Regions from separate parts of the Homo sapiens genome. Here region 2 is linked to region 1. A link is a loop called in an ENCODE intact Hi-C map of the cell type or tissue named here. Cell type or tissue: K562. All regions are shown on one strand.

What was found. A loop is a pair of places that touch in the nucleus more often than their neighbours do. Peaks named below come from ENCODE experiments on the same cell type or tissue, not always from the same donor. Only the 100,000 strongest peaks of a DNase experiment are listed, where the experiment ranks them.
Region 2: it touches region 1 in a loop (2.9-fold over the local background); 1 of 110 quality-filtered maps calls a loop at or near these places.

What each region holds. Positions count from the first base shown.
Region 1 is chr7:128,473,950-128,478,949 of GRCh38, reverse strand. METTL2B (methyltransferase 2B, tRNA N3-cytidine) reads right to left here and starts at 2,202. Exons shown (of 9, transcript NM_018396.3): 1 at 2,075-2,202; 2 at 1,777-1,868. The coding sequence starts at 2,184. RefSeq lists enhancers at 1,926-2,095, 2,316-2,365. In K562, CTCF peaks have their summits at 2,141 and 4,516 (motif pointing left); DNase peaks (open chromatin) are centred at 1,668, 2,209 and 4,553; H3K4me3 peaks cover 1,658 bases.
Region 2 is chr7:128,753,027-128,758,026 of GRCh38, reverse strand. CALU (calumenin) reads right to left here. Exons shown (of 7, transcript NM_001219.5): 3 at 3,572-3,765. Among named protein-coding and RNA genes, the nearest start is that of CALU, 16 kb to the right of the region's middle. In K562, no CTCF peak of the experiment used is centred here; no DNase peak of the experiment used is centred here.

The sequences.
Region 1 (5,000 bases):
TCTAAATTCTGTTTGAACAATCAACCAGAGAACTTACTATCTATCAAGTGTCCTCCTACATCTTTGGATGACTTTTTTTTCTTTTTGAGACAGAGTCTCGCTCTGTCACCCAGGCTGGAGTGCAGGGGCGCAATCTTGGCTCACCACAAGCTCCACCTCCCGGGTTCATGCCATTCTCCTGCCTCATCCTACTGAGTAGCTGGGACTACAGGCCCACGACCACGCCCGGCTAATTTTTTCTATTTTTTAGTACAGACGGGGTTTCACCGTGTTAGCCAGGCATGGTCTCAATCTCCTGACCTCGTGATCCACCCGCCTCAGCCTCTCAAAGTGCTGGGATTACAGGCATGAGTCATCGCGCCCAGCCAGATGACTTTTAACTATTAAAAAATCCTAGAAGTAGCCAGGTGCAGTGGCGCATGCCTGTAATCCCAGCACTTTGGGAGGCTAAGATGGGCGGATCACGAGGTCAGGAGATTGAGACCATCCTGGCCAGCATGGTGAAACCCCATCTGTACCAAAATACAAAAAATTAGCCAGGCATGGTGGTGCACACCTGTAGTCCCAGCTACTCGGGAGGCTGAGGCAGGGGAATCGCTTCAACCAGGGAGGAGGAGATTGCAGTGAGCTGAGATCGCGCCACTGCACTCCAGCCTGGTGACAGAGCGAGACTCCGCCTCCAAAAAAAAAAAAAAAAGTATGGACAGTTTAAATGAAGGCTGTTTTTAAGGTGATCATGACAGTCCCAGATTTCAGTTTACTGCTCTTGCCAGTTCAGGGGGCCTTGACTAGTGTAGTAGAAAGAATAAAAACCTAACAAATTGAGCAGGACGGTGACAATGGAAGTTGGAATCCACTAAGAAGTGTGTTAACAACTCACAACTCACCTGCTGAATCAACCAAGACTCCCTAAGAAACAGGATTTTAGTTCCACTACTGCTACTACTGACTGCTTACCTCTGGGAAAAGCACTTAATGTCCTGTGGTCCAAGTGTCTTTAACTATAAAAAGAGAATATTGAACCACATGATTTTCAAAATCCCTTTTAACTATTAACTTGCTTTGATCTAGTTGCTGTCAGACTATGCAGGGTGAATGTTTTGTAACTGGAACCTTTTTGTTGTACAGAACTCTTTCAGCAGGTACTAAATTTGTAGTGCTATCTTCAATTGTCTGGAACAATCAGTCCTAGTTTTACTATCTAGGGATATTTTGCAGTGAAATCATCAACCTCTCAAGCAGGGGCCTCCTTTTCTTTGGCCAGACTTATCTCCACTCTGCTGCATCCACCTTTCCTTGACTGAAGCCCTAAATTCTCATAACCATCACACAAGTAATAGACACACAGTCACCAGTCATTAGCCCCCCTCCCAACAATATTTAGAATCTAATCACTTAAATGAAGCTTCAATGGAAACATCTCCTCATGGAAAATGCAAATCATGTAAAAAGTACAGGTTCTAAGATGATCGCGTGACCACACAGTTGTCATTGGCTAGCCATATCAACGTGGATCTACTCAACATAATTAAAGACAAAATTACCCTCCTCCAAAGTAAAACTATATATTAAAAAAACCCTCTACGACTTAAGATTTTGTTACAATGCAGCCCTTTTCCCTCCTTGCTCATCCCCTCCCTGTCCTGCTCTACTCCTGAGATCCGCATCAGGCCAGGAATAAAGGATGTGGGCGGCCGCGGTTCCCTGGCCTCTCCGGGAGGGCGCGTTCGGCAGTACGCTGGCTGTTGATACCAACGAGAGCCCATTTAAGCGCACCTTGTTTCTCCTGGCACACCCGCTGGATACTGTTCTCCTGGACTTTTCTCTCCGCCGCCGCGGCTTGCTCTTCCGACCACTCCACATTGTCCCTGAGAAAATCAAACGGGCAGCTTAGGGGCTTCACGTCCTGGCTGCGAGCAGGGTGAGTCGCTGGCCTAGGAGTTTCTCTCCCCTTGGAGAGTGCCTCGGGTAGGGCAGCTTGACTCGTGGCCGGCGGTCAGGGGCTTTTCGGAATGCTCCGAGGCGGCGGGACAGACGGCCAGCGACAGGCCGGGCGAGGGGGCAGGGTGATTACCAGGCATTGTGGTGGAAGACGCGCGCCGGATCGCTCAGGAACCGGCTTCCGAACTGCTGCCTCTTATCGGCGAGGATTGCAGGTGCACCTTCAGGGTAGGAGCCGGCCATGACACCGGAGCCGGAAACACTTCACTTTCCGTAACGCGAGAACTTCCTGCGGGCCACGCCCTCTTTCAGAAGACGTGGAGTCTGGGCGGGAAAAAGGGTGGCGGGACAGGGCGGTCCTGGAGTCTGGTCCGGGTGGCGCTCGGGAGCTGTCGTTTGGGGCTTTCCCAGGGTTGGCGAAGGGCTCTCTAGGGAAGGGGACCAGGCAGGGGGAAATTCTCCCCGGAGGAGTCGTATCTCATTGATGAGGTGCTGATGGACGTGCAGGTTAGGCAGAAAGTGGGAGACATTCCACTTGAGGCCCAGTTCATTGCTGGGATCCTCTTAACAGGTTCCCCAGCTTCCCTCAAGTTGTAAAACAGGAATAATCTTGAATCATTATAAGAGTTGAGGCTACCTAGTTCCACTGCGGAGCCGATGTCCAGAACTGAAGAAGGTAGCAAGCAGCGGAAAGAAACAGGGCAATTTCCAGCTTCTATAGTCAGCTCTTCATAGTGTGGGTGTATATGTATACACAGTGTGTATATATATTTTGGTTGGGGTGGGGGAGATGGATATATGAAATTAGAGAACACGAGGCTTAGCAAATCAAATGGAATATCCAAGGACAATTTTTTTTTAATTATAACCATCTAACCTTTTTGAATCATCCATATTATATTTATTATAATTATCCTTATTAGCACAATTAAGATTGTAATACACACATACAGTTTGTCATAGTAATACATTTCAGCCTTACATTTCTATTTCTAGATCTAATACAAATAGACTCTCAAAAGAATCTAGAAGAAAGTATGTTATAGACATAAGGTTATTTGAGAAGACTTCCAAGAGAAGCATGATGAATACCACTTGGAAAAGAAGGAAAGGGCAGAGACCAAACAAGGACCAGCCCAATATCTCTTGGACTTTATTTAATGTCATAATGTCAGAATAAAGGGAAAGATGAATTTTTTTAAAAAAGGAAAGGGTTAGTGCAGTGCTAGACATAGCACATTGGTAATTAGTACTTTTTTTTTTTTTTTTTTGAGACGGAGTCTTGCTCTGTTTCCCAGGCTGGAGTGCAGTAGCTGGATCTCAGCTCGTTATAACCTCCATGTCCTGGGCTCAGGTGATTCTCCTGCCTCAGCCTCCTGAGTAGCCGGGATTACAGGTGCGCGCTACCACACTCGGCTAATTTTTGTATTTTTAGTAGAGATGGGGTTTCACCATGTTGCCTGGGCTGGTCCTGAACTCCTGACCTCAAATGATCTGCCCACCTCGGTCTCCCAAAGTGTTGGGATTACAGGTGTGAGCCACCGTGCCCAGCCAGTAATTGTTTATTCCATTGTAAATTCTTTCTGTAGGTAAAACTACAGGGAGCAATGAATGATTCTATACTTTTCCTCCAAAGAAATGGGAACAAGCTCTAAGCCTCTCTAATCAGGAAGAAAAATACACAAGTTAATCAAAAAGATAGTAAAGAAGTTGTACTTCATTTGAAGACAATATGCTTTTGCCATTCTTGTGGTCTTTGGAAACATTTTGAACACAAGCTCCATACCCAGAAACAAGTACAAGGAATTTTTATCTTTTCTCAAGGCCAGCTGTTTGCAGATATGGTGGTTGATTTACATTTATTTCTGGCATCTTGTTTTCTCATCTGTGGGCTTTTATTCTCCCCTCACTAAAAGCTGTTAGTGTTCCCAATCAACAGTCCCACTGGATATTTTCTTGCAGACAGCTCATTGTCTTCACTTGAATTTACTATATTAGTTCCAATGGAGACATTTTAAATGTCAAACAGCTTTGGCCTTTTTTCTATGAAATGTGCTAAAGTATCCTAAACTTAATTTTATTTTTTATTTTTATTTATTTATTTATTTATTTATTTTTGAGACGGAGTCTCGCACTGTCTCCCAGGCTGGAGTGTAGTGGCGTGATCTCGGCTCACTGCAAGCTCCCTACTTCCCGGGTTCACGCCATTCTCCTGCCTCAGCCTCCCGAGTAGCTGGGACTACAGGCACCCGCCACCATGCCCGGCTAATTTTTTGTATTTTTAGTAGAGATGGGTTTTCACCATGTTGGCCAGGATGGTCTCAATCTCCTGACCTCATGATCCGCCCACCTTGGCCTCCCAAAGTGCTGGGATTACAGGAGTGAGCCACCGCGCCCGGCCTAAACTTAATTTTATACAATTATATTTGATTGGCCTGTAAAACCTATTTTTCGAAGCACCTAAAATAATTTTGCATAAGTTTGACATGGCTGTGAGTTCTCTGGTGTCAGACTTTATACTGGATTGTAGCTTCAGAAACGCCACGTTTCAGAGGAACTAAGGGTCCCTCTGGTGGTAAGTAAGGAGAACTCTTATAGCTCAGTGGGTGGCATGGGTTTAATGCTTGTAAAGGTTAAAAACTCTCATTCTGGATTATTGCCTTAGGTTGTTAGCCAAGGACAAGGGTAGTTAATTGTTTTTTTTGTTTTTTTTTTGTTTTTTGGTTTTTGTTTTTTGAGACGAAGTCTTGCTCTGTCGCCCAGGCTGGAGTGCAGTGGCATGATCTCGGTTCACTGCAAGCTCCACCTCCCGGGCTCAAGCCAGTCTCCTGCTTCAGCCTCCAGAGTAGCTGAGATTACAGGCCACCGCCACCACACCCGACTAATTTTTGTATTTTAGTAGAGACGGGTTTCACAATGTTGGCCAGGCTGGTCTTGAACTCCTGACCTCAAATGATCCGCCTGCCTCAGCCTCCCAAAGTGCTGGGATTACAGGCATTAGCCACCCCACCCGGCCTTTCTTCTCCTTTTTTTCTTTGAGATAGGGCATCACTCTGTCA
Region 2 (5,000 bases), 280 kb before region 1:
GCAGTGGTGGTTTCACTGGTAAATACATACGTCAAAACTCATCAATTATGCACTTAAATACATACAGTTCACTTTATGTCAATAATAACTTGACAAAGGTATACAAAAAAAAAAACCCTTAGATTACAACCAAATTGAATTTGGAACTACCCATCTGTTATGACATCGAGCTACACAAGCAGCAGTTATCTAGTCTCTATATAAGAATATAGAAAAGTGAAATTTAGTTTTTTAAGCTGAAAAAATGTGGCGTTAACTGCAGAAAATAAAATTCTTTTTCAATCTGCGTTCCTGTATAAACCAAATTAAGATAACAGACATGAAGATATTTTAAAAAGTAAAAGACACCACATTAATGGTAAGAAATTATTGTTCCTGCAACATATTGATTACATAAAAAGGATATGACACTGCTTTTATAAAAAAGACCCACAGGGCCCCTTTAAGAATAACATCATTACTGCTGACCTTTGAGATTGTTCAGTCTTTCCATACTTTAAGCACAGTTTAAAGAAACAAAAACAAAACTACTGTACTATTTTGAGAGTTGAGCATTTTGAAGCTTCATTTTTTATTGAGTGTCAAAAATTCAGTCAGACAGCTTAACGAGTCATAAGGCTTTGGGATCCTGTGTACACACACACACACACACACACACACACACACACTCAAAGCCATAATAGGTTGAGATGGAGAACGTAAGGCAAACAAGCCTTTCTCAGATACTAAAGTGTCTCTTCTAAACAAGGTTTCAGGACTATGTAACATAAATAAGAAACATAACAAGACAACTTATACTTTAAGACTAGATTCTTACATAAGTGCTCTCCTCCCCTCCTTGGGGTAAAAGGTAAAAATGGTGACTGGACTCAAATAGCCTAATAGCAACATGCACATATATATATAAGGAGGGAAACAGGAAGATACAATTTTTTTTTTTTTTAATTTATAGTCAGGTCCTTGTTCTGTGTGGCCCAGGCTGGAGTGCAATGCAATCATAGCTCAATGCAGTCTTGGACTCTGGGGCTCAAGCAATCCTCCTGCTTCGGCCTCCCAAGTAGCTAGGACTACTGACAAGTATTACCACTCCTGGCTAATTTTTAATATTTTTTTTGTAAAGACGGGGTCTGGCTTTGTTGCCCTGGCTGGTCGCGAATTCCCGGACTCAAGCAACCTTTCTGCCTCGGCCTCCCAAAATGCTAGGATTATAGGCATAAGCCACTGTGCCTGTCCAAAACTTTATTTTTAATGACAAAACCTATTTTCCTATAGCTCTGCTTGGAATGCTGTATTTATCCTAAGCACCAGTTTTGGCCCTAGCTGGCCTGTATACAGCTTTAGGTAGGCTCTTGATCTAGTTTTGCTATAGGCAGGGTAGATCTCAGTATTTCATATTTTCCTTGTGGCAGAGACAGTGTTAACCTTTCTCTCATGGATAGCGGATTCATTGAGACAGATTTTAACTAAGAGCTATGATGATTTATACCTGAACTCCAAATTGAATCAAGAACACACAGTAACAAAAACTCCTCACTTCTCTAAGCCGACTCATGACCCCCTCAGTGCTGTCCACCCTCATGCCTCTGGGGAAAGATGCCTTATAAAGACATTGCTTCCCAGCCAGTGCTTCAGCTTATGCAGTCTCAGGCAGCAGAAATACCCATTACGTTGAATCATCTGCCTTGTGAGGCAACAGAGCTCTCAACAGATTTTTATGCACATAATCATACACAGCACCGAAGAATCATTCTGGGCAGCAAGTGAGTGCCTAGGTCGGAGCTGAGATTTATTTACACACCATTTTGTTTAGATCACCAATAGCCTACTCTTTGCTTTGTATTTATCATTAATTCCAAATAAATCAGGAAGGTGTTGGGTCTCAGCCAGAGCAAGAAGCAGGATGCCTCTCCATCTGTGCTGACTGTTTAATACATGTGTTCTTAATTGGGTGAAGGATATGTTTGGTTCTTGGCTAAGTGTCAAGCATTGAGAGAGAGTGCCACTTTAGTCTTAGGAATGAGAACAAGCCTGACACAGAAATAAAAGTCTCTTCACCAGAAATGCATGCAGTCCTGTAATTAATGCAGACAGCTGGCTATCTGTGGGGAAACAGATCCATTATACACTCACTGTTAGTCAGTGGCGGAGAACGCTTGCTTTAACCCAGAAGGTTGCCTAATTTCCAGGATTAAAATGGAGAAAGTACCATTTATATTCATTTATATTAATACAATTCTTGTCTTAAACTGTAACCATGTACAACAGAGGAATTTCACAAATAAAAACACCCTGGATCATCAACTCAATAAGACTCACTGCCTAGTATTCAGCAGCAGGCAAGTGTTACAAGTAAAAGAAAATTACTAACAGGTGGCCCAAGCATACAAGCTATCAAATCAACAAAAAGCAATCAAATTAACATTTATTTGCCTTAAAGCACTTGCAAAGCAGGCTGATAAACTCATGTGCCAGAGAAAACAAATGGGAAATTTTCATTTCCAAACTTCAGTAAGCAGACATACTGAAATAGTTAAATTTTATTAAGGAAAACTATTTTATTAAGACTTCTCACCAGTTATAAAGAAATCTAATTTGGTTTGAATTTTAGGTCCAACACTTTACTGGGACCATGTCAAGAAACATCTCAAAGCCCCTTGCTTTGCACTGTTGGAAGTATGTAGCCTCATAGCCTCTTTTTTTTTTTTTTTTTTTTTTTTGGACAGAGCTCGCTCTGTCCCCAAGGCTGGTGTGCAGCAGTGCAATCATGGCTCGCAGCTGCCTCAACCTCCTGGGCTTAAGTGATCCTCCCACCTTAGCCTCCTGAGTATCTAGGACAGGTGTGTGCCACCATGCTTGGCTAATTTAAATTTTTTTTTTTTTTTTTGGTAGAGACAGGGTGTCCCTATGTTGCCCAGATTGGTCTCAAACTCCTGGGCCCAGGCAATCCTCCTGCCTCAGCATCCCAAAGTGCTTATAGGCGTGAGCTATCGGCACCCAGCCCAATGTATTCTTTTAAATGAAATCTACTCCAAAAATTGTCTCTATGAGGGATGACATAAAGAAAAAATGGTAAAATATATGTAAAATGCTAAAAATGTAGAAGATACCAGACTTCCAGACTTCAGAAAACAAAAATTAAACAAATTTAAAAATACATAATATACAAATTTAAAATTAATAAAGGGAATCAGCTTAGCACTGAATTGAACTATTTAAGATAAGCTTCCTTTCCTTTACTGTGTGACCCATTTGTTTCTTTGACTCAAGACCACGGTCCCTGCCAGGCTGACATCTTGCCCCTTACCCAGGTAAGTGCCATAAGTCACGTTTCTGTACTCATCCCAGGAGATTAAGCCGTCTTGATTCATATCAAACTCCTGCCATTGGTTTTCAACATTGTCATATATGTATTTCTTCTGGGCGTGCTTAATCCAGGATTTCAGCTCCCCCTCCGTCACAAACCCATCTTTATCCGCGTCTATTTTATCTACAATCATTCTACAAGACAAAACAGTTACGTTTCAAGGTGCCAGCTCCACAAGGCTTTTTCCCCCAGACAGTAGGGACCTACCTAAAACGTAGCCGTAGGTGGCATTTTTATACTCCTCCCAGGAAACGAGGCCGTCCTCATTGAGGTCATGCCCCTTCCACTGTCGCTCTACATCCTCGTAAATCCAGCGCTTTTGTGCAAATTTAATCCAGTCTTTGAGCTCATCCACAGTGACAAACCCGTCCTTGTCGCCATCTATTTTACTTACAATCTTTCTGTAGAAAATGCAGAGAAATCCAGCAAAAGGTTAAAAAGACACAGAACTCTGGACTTAGCCAGGTGTGTGCCCAGGGCTAATGCACAGAAATAAAAAATTGTCTCCAAAACAAAACTGCCAGGCCAGCAACTGAAAAAAATGGTCCATTACTGGTCTGTAATAAGCCACGTGAATAAGGTCAACACAGTCATGGCTGGTGCACTTGGATCCAAAAGCAAACTCAGCCTATCTCTTTGGAGGTAGATTTCAGCCTATGGTTAGAATTCAGGAGTGAATATCCATTCCTATCCAAGTTCTCCACTCTTTGCATCAAACAACATGTAAAACTTTGTTTTTCCTTGTTTTCATTTTTATTTTCTCTAGCGAAGATGTGGCTGAACTTTATTTTTCTTTATTGCTTACAGAAGAGAAACTCCAATTCTTGGTAAATAATCATGGTTTTCTAAAAATTCAAAATAGTTACATCAGACTTCAAAAATTTAGCTGATTTTAGAAAAAGTAACACTTTTGATAAAAATACAAAGATATCAGAAAAGTTCTGGGATCATTTATATCTCAAGGCAAGATTATTTTTAAAAAACAGATAAAAAGACAGGAAGATGCTTGTCTAAAAAATGGCTAGCAGCTTTTAAATACTGTGTTGAATTGGATTTTTACATGAAAACAGAGAACTCTGAGGAAATGATGTGGTAAGAATGTATATCTGATTATAAGAATGTTAATAAGCTGAAAGGGTTAGTATGTAGATTATAAAGCAAAACCACAAAGCTAAAGAATCAGTGGCTTTATGAAGCTTTATAAGTGTCTTTCTTCCAGATCTGTCATCTTATGGATTTAAAAATATGTCCATGATATGAAAACTTCTGTTTAAAGGTGCAATCACTTAACTATAGGGGCAAAGTCATCCTATGTAATGTCACCCAAGTAAGCAGCCCAGTTTGGAATATGAAGTTGAAGTCAAAACTTCCAACAGAAGAGAAATCTTGGTATAGTCCTATGCTCTATTATTTGCAGGATTGAAAAGATTGTCACTTGGTAGCAAATAATGTCTTTCCCCAGCTTGTGTTCATTTCATGAATACAACATAGGAAAGTGATCAGAATTGAAAAGTACTAGTGACTCTAAGAAAAGAGACTCATTTTGATACAGATCAGGTGTTAGATACAACTATTACTTAAATCCTGTAAGTAACTAGCATTTTCCTTCAGAGAATGTGTAATCTTGCTCTAAAAT